Regions from separate parts of the Homo sapiens genome. Here region 1 is linked to region 2. A link is an interaction called in ENCODE POLR2A ChIA-PET data of the cell type or tissue named here. Cell type or tissue: Panc1. All regions are shown on one strand. Links, peaks and the distances in the headings refer to the core of each region. The heading gives the core; the rest is flanking DNA. Region 1 has its middle 450 kb from the start of AMY1C. Region 2 has its middle 370 kb from the start of AMY1C.

The links. ChIA-PET counts read pairs that join two places held together with the same protein. Peaks named below come from ENCODE experiments on the same cell type or tissue, not always from the same donor. Only the 100,000 strongest peaks of a DNase experiment are listed, where the experiment ranks them.
Region 1: POLR2A ChIA-PET joins it to region 2 with 10 read pairs; 2 of 35 experiments call an interaction of 5 or more read pairs at or near these places.

The regions. Positions count from the first base shown.
Region 1 is chr1:104,192,432-104,197,829 of GRCh38, reverse strand. No RefSeq gene overlaps it. Among named protein-coding and RNA genes, the nearest start is that of AMY1C, 450 kb to the right of the region's middle. In Panc1, for the core only: no CTCF peak of the experiment used is centred there; a DNase peak (open chromatin) is centred at 2,209.
Region 2 is chr1:104,116,883-104,122,280 of GRCh38, reverse strand. No RefSeq gene overlaps it. Among named protein-coding and RNA genes, the nearest start is that of AMY1C, 370 kb to the right of the region's middle. In Panc1, for the core only: CTCF peaks have their summits at 1,410 and 1,615 (motif pointing left); no DNase peak of the experiment used is centred there.

The DNA of each region.
Region 1 (5,398 bases), core at 121-5,120, 76 kb before region 2:
AGAAAAGTTCTCATTTATAAATAACTGACAACAAAAAGCACCATAAAAGACTGCAAAAAACACTACTTTGCACAAAGGTCATTTCAACCTTATGCAAAAATACTACTGTAAGGACATCTGCCTAGCAACTGCTTGTGCAACTTTAGACTGACTACTTTTGTTATTAACCTTTGTAGCCAAAGATAATAATCTCAAACAACTATGTAATCTTCTTAATTTTTTTCTTTAAAAACCTTTGTCTTCTTTTATGCTCCTGAATATGAATATCGCTTTCTATGGAACATTTATTCACATTGCAATGTCCTATTCCTAAATAAATATTATTTTCTTTTAGAGATACTCTTTCTGGTTATTTAGGTTGACACATTTGATGAGCAAGAAGAGATGTGAGATATTCTAGGCAACAATTTGATTTAAAATCAAGTTAGCTGCAACAGAAAGATAAAGTCTTCCGCGACAGAGGGGAGTAACAAGCACAGAAACTCGGTCTAGTGCTGGGAATTTTTTTACAATAGAGAATACAGGTAGAGAACACCACTAGTTCTAACAAAGATAATTTGAATAACGGGAGAGAAAGAAAGAGTGATAGCATTAAACCTGAACTTTGATAACCAATATTTTTTAAAAAGGCAAAGACAATAAAACAATAAAAGCCTTACTAAGATGAGTTTCTCTTGTACTGAAGCAGGGTCAAGTGGAAAAATGTGCAACACTGACTAAGAATTAGGTAAATGTGTTGAGATGAAGAAGTCACTGTTTAACAGAGAAGCTGCTGGAAAGAACAGAGACAGAGACTAAAAACCTGAGATCCAGATTTTAGTATGACAAGAACTGATCTCTCTGTTTTGGTTATAATAGTTTTTAGTATGACAGGAACTGATCTCTCTGTTATGGTTATAATAGTTTTTAGTTTTCACTCTGTTTTGACTGTACTTTAACATTTTAAACTCTATATCTGCATCATGTTCTTATCAATCTCACATTAAAATGGCTTTAGTAAACTGTATTGTTTATAACTAAAACCAGCCTCCATATCATGACAATGTTCTGGCCTAGCTCACTTCTGCTTCCTATTTCTTCTACAACTTGCCTTTTATTGACATACTACTGATTACATTCCTAACGGAAGGCAGCAACTCTGTCATCTTCATTTCTGCATACCCATATCCCCTTTCACAGCACTGGATGTAGAGGCAGTGTTCAAGAGTTCTTTACTGATACAAAATTCAGTAACCATCTATCAATTCAATGTGGGCAGGCTTAAGCAGATTTTTATCTCATGATAGAACAAGAGCATTAGGACATACCATTACCCCAAACAGAAAATATTAAATGTAGCAATAAATTATGAGCTTCTATTAAAAAGAAACAGTGTTATAGTATACTCCTGTCCAAAGAATGATCCTCTTCTATTGAGGAAAATTCTTCTTTATCCCCATCTAGTAATCCAGACCATGCAAATGAATACTGGCAACTAATGGGCAACAGATGTTGCAGCCAGATGGCCCCTAACTTGAAAGTAGTTAACTTGTACTCAGGTGGTTATATTTCTTTAGAAGTGTTATATAGTCTGTCCCTTTTTTGTTATACTCAGTGATTAGTGGGCAGTTAAATACTTTATGCTACTAATTTAATTAAAGTAGTTTTAATGAAAAATAAAAAGATAGATGATTGGATTTCTGATGCCCTGGTGTAATTCAAAGAATTTGGTCCAAGCCTTCAAACATTAAGTTCTATGGTTGACCTTGCAAAACCAAATTTATAAAGAGCAAATATTGATTACCAAATATCTTTACAAGATATTTGATACATTCTCTGATCCAGAAAATAGAGAAGAAAACTTAATATTTGAAATAGACAGGTAAACTTGGAAATGAAAATTGTATCGTTATTACATAAAAAGAGAGATTGCCATGATAGGAAGAATGAATGCTACAACATAAACCCTCTAAGGTTACTTTTCAATAAGACACATGGAAGAAATACTGCAAGAGCACCCTCAAGCACTATTTTAACAAGTGTAACATTATCAATAGAAAGAAACAATAGCAGGGCAGAAAGATATTACAATTGAATATGATCTCTCATTTTGAAGAAGACAGCAGGTTGAATACAAGGCTAAGAGGTAAGGTAGCCCTGCTGGCTACAGCCACTGACTCTTTGAAATAACTATTACTCACACATTGGTGAGATCATCATAAACATGTGAAGTAATGCCTCAAACAATGTAACCTAGCAGGGCATGGTGACTCACACCTATAATTCCAGCACTTTGGGAGGCTGGAGTGTGAGGATCACTTAAGGCAAGGAGTTTGAGATCAGCCAGGACAACATAGTGAGACTCCATCTTTATGGAAAAAAGAAATAACAAGAAAAAGCCAGACATTTTGTTGTTGTTGTTGTTGTTTTTCCAGATCTGGTGGCACATGCCTGTAGTCCCAGCTACTTGGGAGGCTGAGGTGGGAGAATCACTTGAGAATAGGAGTTTGAGGCTGCAGGGAGCCATAATTGTGCCACTGCACTTCAGCCTGGGAGACAGAGCAAGACCCTGTCTCTAAACAAAAATAAATTTTAAAAAAAGAAACAATAACACCTTTGAATACAAAAAATAACATTCCACTGGTTTATTAATCTATAAAGTAATCTAAATGAAGGTTTATAAAATTTTGTTGTTCAAATATATTATTTTATTATCACTTCAAAGAAATATAGATTTAAGTAAATGTTTTCCAAAGGTTAGCAGACACATTTTAATTTTTAATTCCTTTATTTGGCACAGGGTCTCACCTTTTCTCCTGCAAAATATAAATAATAGCACAATAGTTTGGTAGAAGAGCAGTGGCCTTCAAATTAAATTTCCAGACAAGAGCCTACAACTACCAACCAGGTATCTTTATTCTTTATGCCCATTTTATGAATGAAGAGTATTTCACTGTCCTTTCCTGAAAAAAAAAAAAAAAAAGAAAGAATAAAACTGGGAATAAGAGTGAGTGGGAACAAGATGGTTCTTCAGTTTCTCAGTCTTTCAAATTGTCTTACATCAATCGTATATTGATATCCCATTGCATAACAACAGATATTCTGCATACTCTACCATTTTTACGTATCAATCCTAATCAACTATACTTGCCAAGATCACAAACAAGCTCTTTACCACTAAATCAAACTGATCGATTTTGTCCTTATCTTGCATGATCTCCTGGTGTTTGCTTCACATCTATCCCTTACTAATTTTTTTTAATGATATGGTTTTCTGGCGTCTCACACTCAGATTTTTTTTTTCCTTTTCCTCTAACTGCTTCTTCTCAGGTGGGTTGCTTGTATGGTTGTCCAGATAGGCTTCATTGATAAGATAAAAATTGAGCAAAACCATTAACAAGGTGAGAATGATAGCTAAGCAGGACTGACAGGAAGATAATTCTAGGAGGAGGAAGTAATTTAAACACAGCAATGCCCCTAAGATGGGATTGTGTTCATATTTTCAAGGAACAGAAAATATGCAAGTATTACTGGGGCTGAGTTAGGGAAGGGAAGAATTTTTGATGAAGACAGGAAGGTGCTAGAGTTACCAAAATATGCAAAGCTTTACTTGCTATGTAAGGTCTTTCACTTTATTCTGAGTGAAATAAGGAGATATTGAAGAGTTTTGATCAGAGGAGTTATGACTGAATTTTGTTGTTAAGGTTTACTTTTGCTTTTGTGTAAGAACAAATTTTATAGGAGCAAAGTAAAAGCAGGAATTCCAGTTGGGATGTCATTACAACAATGCAGATGAAAAATGATGATCTTTCTACCAAATATGCAGCAGTAGAGGCAGTGAAAAAAATAAAATTCTAGAAATACCTTGAATGTAGAAAGGATTATCTGATGACTTGGATATGAGGTGTGAGAGCCAAAAGGATTCAAGAATGGCTTTATACCTTTGGTGTGGAAAACTGAAAAGTTTAATTAATTTCAACTGAAATGGGATGGCCTATAATTGAAGTAGATTGCAGTGGTAGTGGATGGTAGGGGAGAGAACAGATCAGAAGTTACATTTGGGATATATTGAATTCACAATGGTTATTAGAAATCCACGTGAAGATGTGGAAGAAGCGGTTGACTATATGTCTAAAATTCAGAAAAGAAGTTTGGATTGGAAATTTTAATTAGAAGTAAGTAGCATGTGAATTATACTTAAAACCATGAGCCTGGATGAAGTAATTAGGAATGTGAATATAAATTGAGAAGAGAAAAGGATCAAAAACAGAGCCTTTAGCAACACCAACATTAGAAGGTGGAAGAAAATAATAAAATAAATGAGAAAGAATAATCAATGTGATAAGAGAAAACAAGAGAAAATGGATTTCTGGAAGCCAAATGAAGAAATGGTAGTAATCAACTATGTCAAATGCTGCTGATTGGCCAAGTAAAATAAATAGTGGAATTTGATAATTCAATGTAGTAACATGGAAATTATTAGTGACATTGATGAGAGTAGTTTCAGTGGAGTTGTATCATGATAGTTTGATGGGAGAAAAGAAAATTGGAGACAAAGCATAGACCATTCTTTTCCGAAGTTTTGATGAAAAGGGGGGAAGAAAAAAGTGGTATCTGGTTGATGAACTGCTGGACACGTTGTTTGTTTGCAATGTGAGAGAGATTAACATCCATATAACAATGTTGTCATATCACAGACTGGCTCCACCCCCTGTTATATTGTCCTTGCCTACTTCCTCACCACTTTACAGATCCTACCAATTACTAAACCCTCATGCTTCTACTTCCTTCATATCAATCAAATCAACTAACTTCTCTCAAGCCCCCTAATCCACTATGGTTTGTTTGTTGCCATTTCTCTAACAGGCCATAAATATAATTCCTCCTTACATTTTCCACTATTGCCTTCCCCTGATTTAATCTCTAAACTACATTGGAGTAAATTATTTTGCAATAAATATGTGATTATGTTAACCTTTTATTCAAAATACTAAAATGACTGTTCATCACCTTCCAGCTAGTTATAAAATTATATATTTTTCAAAGGAAAATGTATATTACTTCTTGTGAAAAAGCCTGCAATGATTATTCATCATCTGCTACATAAAAACTAATCTTTTTAAGTAAGCACGATAGGTCTTTTTAAATCTGGCCCCTGTTCATCACTCAGATCACCTTCTACTTCATCTTTTTTTTGTAAGAAATTTGAGGGCAGGGATTTTTCCACTTTGTTCAGGACTGTACCTTGAGAACTTCAAATAGTGTCTGGTCTGAATTAATCAGTTAAAAATAAATAAAAGAATGTCTGGATGAATGAACACATGCCTTTTGCAATATCTAATGGATAGTGAGTGTGCAATTGTGAATAACTTTAATGAAATGGAAAGGACTTCTTATATGTCCAAGAGGTCTTCAGTGT
Region 2 (5,398 bases), core at 205-5,204:
AGCATTTCTGTAATGAATATAACAAAATCTTACCAATTTTTAAGCAGCTGAATATTTAATAACCTTAGATGATTTGGACTTTTATAATAGCATTATATTAAGCCATAAAGTCAGATATATGTTATTATTAGCTTAGAGATGATGAGGGATATTCACTATATTTGCTGAAGATCATTCAGTCAGAATAAAGGGCAAACAATTAATCAAGAAATAGGTTGTAGAAACTCGGCAAGCCTAAAGTAAAGTTCATGTGCAGAAATAATTAAAAAGCAGGTATCATTTCTGATTAATTTTTGAAATTTCTTTTGATTTCTGAAAAATTCATTACCTTTTTGTTTGTTTTTTCTGAGTAAGGATGACCATTTCAAAAAGAATATTTCGATTTAAAATAAGCTATGCCTACAGACTTCATAGCTCAATCATTTATACATTTATTTAGCAAATATTTATTAGCCTTCTAATTTGTATGAGGCCCTGCATTAGTCACTAGAAAGTTAAGAAAGTTAATACAAAGCAAAGATAAACATGATGCCTGCCCTTGTAGAATTTGAAGTCTGGTTAAAAGAGTAACAGCCCCTCCTTCCAAATTACACATGAAATTTGTATCCATCATTAGAAATGAATCAAGCTTTAAGTAACATAGAGTGAAGATACAGTGGCACAAATATATAGGGCTAATTTTTCTCATATACATATATTCTAGATGTAGGCAACTGCTGTTGTTTCTTCGGCAGCTCATTGAATGTGGACCTACAACTTTGCTATTGTCTTCTGCTGTCCCTTGAGAGAGCCTCTCATGATCCTACGACGCCTATTGCACAACCCATTATAAATGAGTAATAATGTATTTGTTTCAGTGGAAGATAAAGGAAAGGAAAAAAGACAGCATCTATAGGAAAACAGCAAAAGTCTGCAGGAAGTCCACAGCATACTTCTAGTTCCAATTAATTGGTCTAAACCTGGATTATATTGTCACTTTTGACTGAAAGATAACTAAGAAGGATACGGTGAGTCAAACAAAAAAGTTTTGTAATGCTAATTAATACTGCATAATTACTAACTGTTGTTTTCCGGTGAAACTGACCCCAAATCAGTCTTTAAAAAGCAAATTTAAAAATAATTCTTAGTTCTCCCAAAAAACAGGATTAAAGAGTATATATATAACATATGTGTATATATATATGTGTATATATATGTGTATATATATGTTTATATATATGTGTATATATATGTTTATATATACACACACATACATACTGAAAACATATATTGGTTGTAGCATGGTATGCTCTTACTATGAACACAGGAATAAATCAGGATACTAGGTACTCTAAGTACCTCACAGTATAGTGGAAGAGACAGGTAAACAGATAATTATAAGACAATGTGATTTGTACAATGTTCAATCTTCTAGCATAAGATGTCATTGCTAAGATTTTCATATATCTCCAAATAGTATCAGAATATTGTAAAACCTTTGGTTAAGACACCACTGGTAGTGATTCTTAAACTGGAAATCTGAACAAAACTAAAAAAAAAAAAAAAAAAAAAAATTCCTGCCAAATAGAAAAGGGTTATATTGTCATCTAGTGGCCAAACTCATGTCCTTGAAATGATTTAGTTACTTTGGATATAATCTATCTGAAAAAGTTATTTTTAGGGGGGGAAAGCAATTAACTACAATTTCACAAGTTTTCAGATCCTAATACATGAAGAGAATTAATGCTCTAAAAATTATGATAATATCACATGCCTTTTCAGGGACAATTTTTTTTTTCACTCTTTCATCACAGATAGAAATGCCTTCAATTTAAATAACTGTCCCAGTTTAAAGGAGGCTAGACAGGCATGAAAACTAAGTGCAATATGTGATCTTGGATTGGATCCTGCAACAATTAATGATTTTCAAAAAAGCCTGTAGATTATTTAATAGCATTGTAGCAGTAATCATTTTATGAGAGATATTAATATTTTGGGAAACTGGATGTCAGATATATAAGAATCCTATGAAATTTTTGCAACTTTTTATAACTCTGAATTTATTTTAGACTAAAAAATCTAAAATAAACTAAATAATAAAAATTAATGTAACTTATAAAACTGGGTTTATAATGTATTTTCTGTTCCCCTAAGCTGATAATATATTATATAACTATAAAAATATTATAATTCACTTATTCATATATTTTGTTCTAAATTATATATTTTGTTCTAAATTGTATATTTTAAAACTTAGGACCAATGTGAAAGATTAACATCAGTGCTCAGAAATATGAAATATATCTTCAATAAATTGCTTTTGTATGCATTTAGTTGTGACACTGCTGTTTCTCTCAATCTTGGCCCAAAACTCTAGCTACTCCAGGAAGACACAATTAGTATCTGCATAGGTGCATTATTTTTCTTTCACTTCATGTACTAAGTGTAAAATAGTTTAAGGAAACTATTTTATTACATCCCATCAGAGACTTTACTTTAAAAACTCGATGAGATACATATTATTTTATATTTAATACTCTCAGTACTTTCAAAAAAGTAATACTTTATATTATCTAAGTCAATGCTTCAGATGTTTTATTTTGTTGGCAATAAATGAACACATTAATCATCTTTTATTTATCATTTATCTACTTATTTAAAAAGTATGAATTGCCTACTCCTTCTGTGGTAGGCACTGAGGCACAAAGATAATGAGATATGGTCCATATGTATTATACTATATAGTATGACTTCTAATAGCTCAGCTTCACCTATTAACATTTAGGTGAAATTAATAAATTTTTAGGTTGCAAGCACACACCTTCTTCAGTTGTCTGAACCCTGCAAAAAACATTCATAAAACTATTAGATTTAGATAACATATTTCAAATAGGTTTATTCTTTAATTCAATTCATATTTACTGAATACTATTTGCCAAAAACAGTGGTAAATACTGAAGATATAAAGATGAGTAAGTTCTTGTACTCAAGAAGCTTATGGTCTAGTAAAAAAAAAAAATGCAGTCATGCAAACAAATAAAGACAAAAGGATATCAAATGTGAAACAATACATACAGAGCTTTACACAGAAATATGTAGTCATTACAAGGAGAGTTGGAAAATGCTTTAAAACAAGGTAATAGCTGATCTGAGTTTTGAAAGCTGAGCACGTCTTTAGCAAGAAAGCAAGCATAATAGATGACTCAAAAGCCAAAATGTTACTATCCGAGTGACATGGATTGCTGTTATAAGATAGGTAGAATCTAAAAATTGTGTTTATGTGTGTCTAAAATATGTCTCTGCGTTGCACTGGGTGTCAGGTTATCCTTCGTATTTTAAAACAAACCAGAAGATGCAGGTTTTCCTGTTCGTGGTTTGTGTTATTCCTTGCCTCTGTCCTTATCTCTTCTTATTAGAACACCAGTCATATTGAATTAAGGTTGACCCTAATGAGCCTGTTTTAACATCCTTACCTCTTTAAAGCCCTATCTCTAAATACAGTCACACTCTAAGGTAATGTGGGTTAGGGTTTTAATATACGACTTTTTTTTTTGTGGGGGAGGACAATTCAGCCCATAATCCTCATCTTAGGAAGTGGGTTGAGCAACAAAATGTCCAAATGTTAAACCTAACAATTTGCCTTGCTTTTAAAAAGCTCTCCCAGTGGTTCTATTTTCAATCACGTTGTAGGTCAAAATTTAGGAAGATTATAATGCAAAGATTCACCTACTGTGATTGAGAATTGAACCCAATGTCATTTGATGTCTTTTCTACTCATATTATTTGATGATTTTATGTCACTCTGATTAGTACAACGTTACAGATTAAACATAGACAAGGAAACTAGATTTTTGGTCATGTGCCAACTTTAGTTGGCAAGTGCTTTCTGAAGCACTGTAACGAGGAGAGTTGTGAGACCATGTTCAGGCTTTAGGTGGAAAAGGGTCCTAATGTATTATTTATGTTTGCCATAGAATAGGGAGTAGAACAGCTCCGCATGTGCTACGCATGTGTCTTTCTTGTAATAGTCATCTAAACAGAGACTAAACTAACAGTTGCTAAAGAAAGTGTAGTTTCAAACCATATAAACCTTTGGAGGACTCTATTTGGCTTCAGGTATTTTATTTCATCATCCTAGCTAGAATAATGCCCACATTAAAAATGTGACCACTCATTCTCAGGTTCTTCCCCTACTTTACTTTGTGGAATCTCACTTTAGCAACAATTTCTGTGTTTTTCCCACTCTTCTCCAGACCCAAATCTGTCCCACTGGGTCTTTGAGTTCTTCCTGTCCTTATTGTCATGGCTTTTCTCATAATGTTCACTACACCTCTTTCTTTGGATCAACTCACTCTGCCTTCTTACACCTTCTCTCTCATTCTCCCTCACTGATTTTTTTTTTAAATACATGTGTTTAGCTGTATATAACAATCTACCATCTACCTACCAGCTTTGTTATTAGATCCTCAATGGAATCAGTTTGTAAATTCATTCCTTTAAGAAAATAAATTATTATATTCTCTCTTCATGGATTCTTGAACTGGAAAATGTTTTAACCTTACACTCCCATATGTAAGCTCTCCACCATCAATGATAATGTAAAACCTCACTATTATTCTTTATAAAACTAAAAATGCTTAAGCTATTATTTTCGTAATACACCACTAAAACTCACTTTATCCCATGTCTGTTCACTATTTGATTAACAATAATTTAGAGGTGTCAATGAACACTAAATATCATTTTTCAGAGTGTCTATTTTTTTATTGGAATAATCACCCAGATTTTAAAGAGAGTGATTTGGGACATTACAAAAATTAGAAATGACGTTTAAGTATTTGTGTTTTTAAAATTATTTCATGGTTTATCAAACTGTATCAAAGTTCTACTTTTGGGCAACTATTGTGTTGGAAAATAGCAGAAACATTTATAAAATTGAGAAGTAAATAGTTGCTGCTAATACGTATATCCCAAAGTTGAACAATGGATTTGAAAAAGGAATAATATTTTTTCACGATATTCTGATTTAATGTGTTATTGTGCCCCTAAGGAATATATATACATAAAATAAGAGGAAATTTGACTAAAGAAAATATTTTTATTTCAATTCATGAAAAAAGATATCTTTTTAAAAAATTAATGTGCTACATTTTATATTTTGTGGAAGATATTCAGTGTGAAATGTGAAAAAGGAAAATTGAAGTGAGAGTTTGAGTATCATTTACATCACAGGTATTAATTAATATAATTAGAAAAGAATACTTATTAAATTATCCTCAAATCTTATGGTGACTATACTTCTGGCACTTTTTAGAAAAATATATTTTTCAAATATTTTGACTGTTGATTTATAAAAATCATTAAAATTCCATAAACTGGAGTATTTTAATAGCTATAATCTAATTCATTTTCTGCCTTT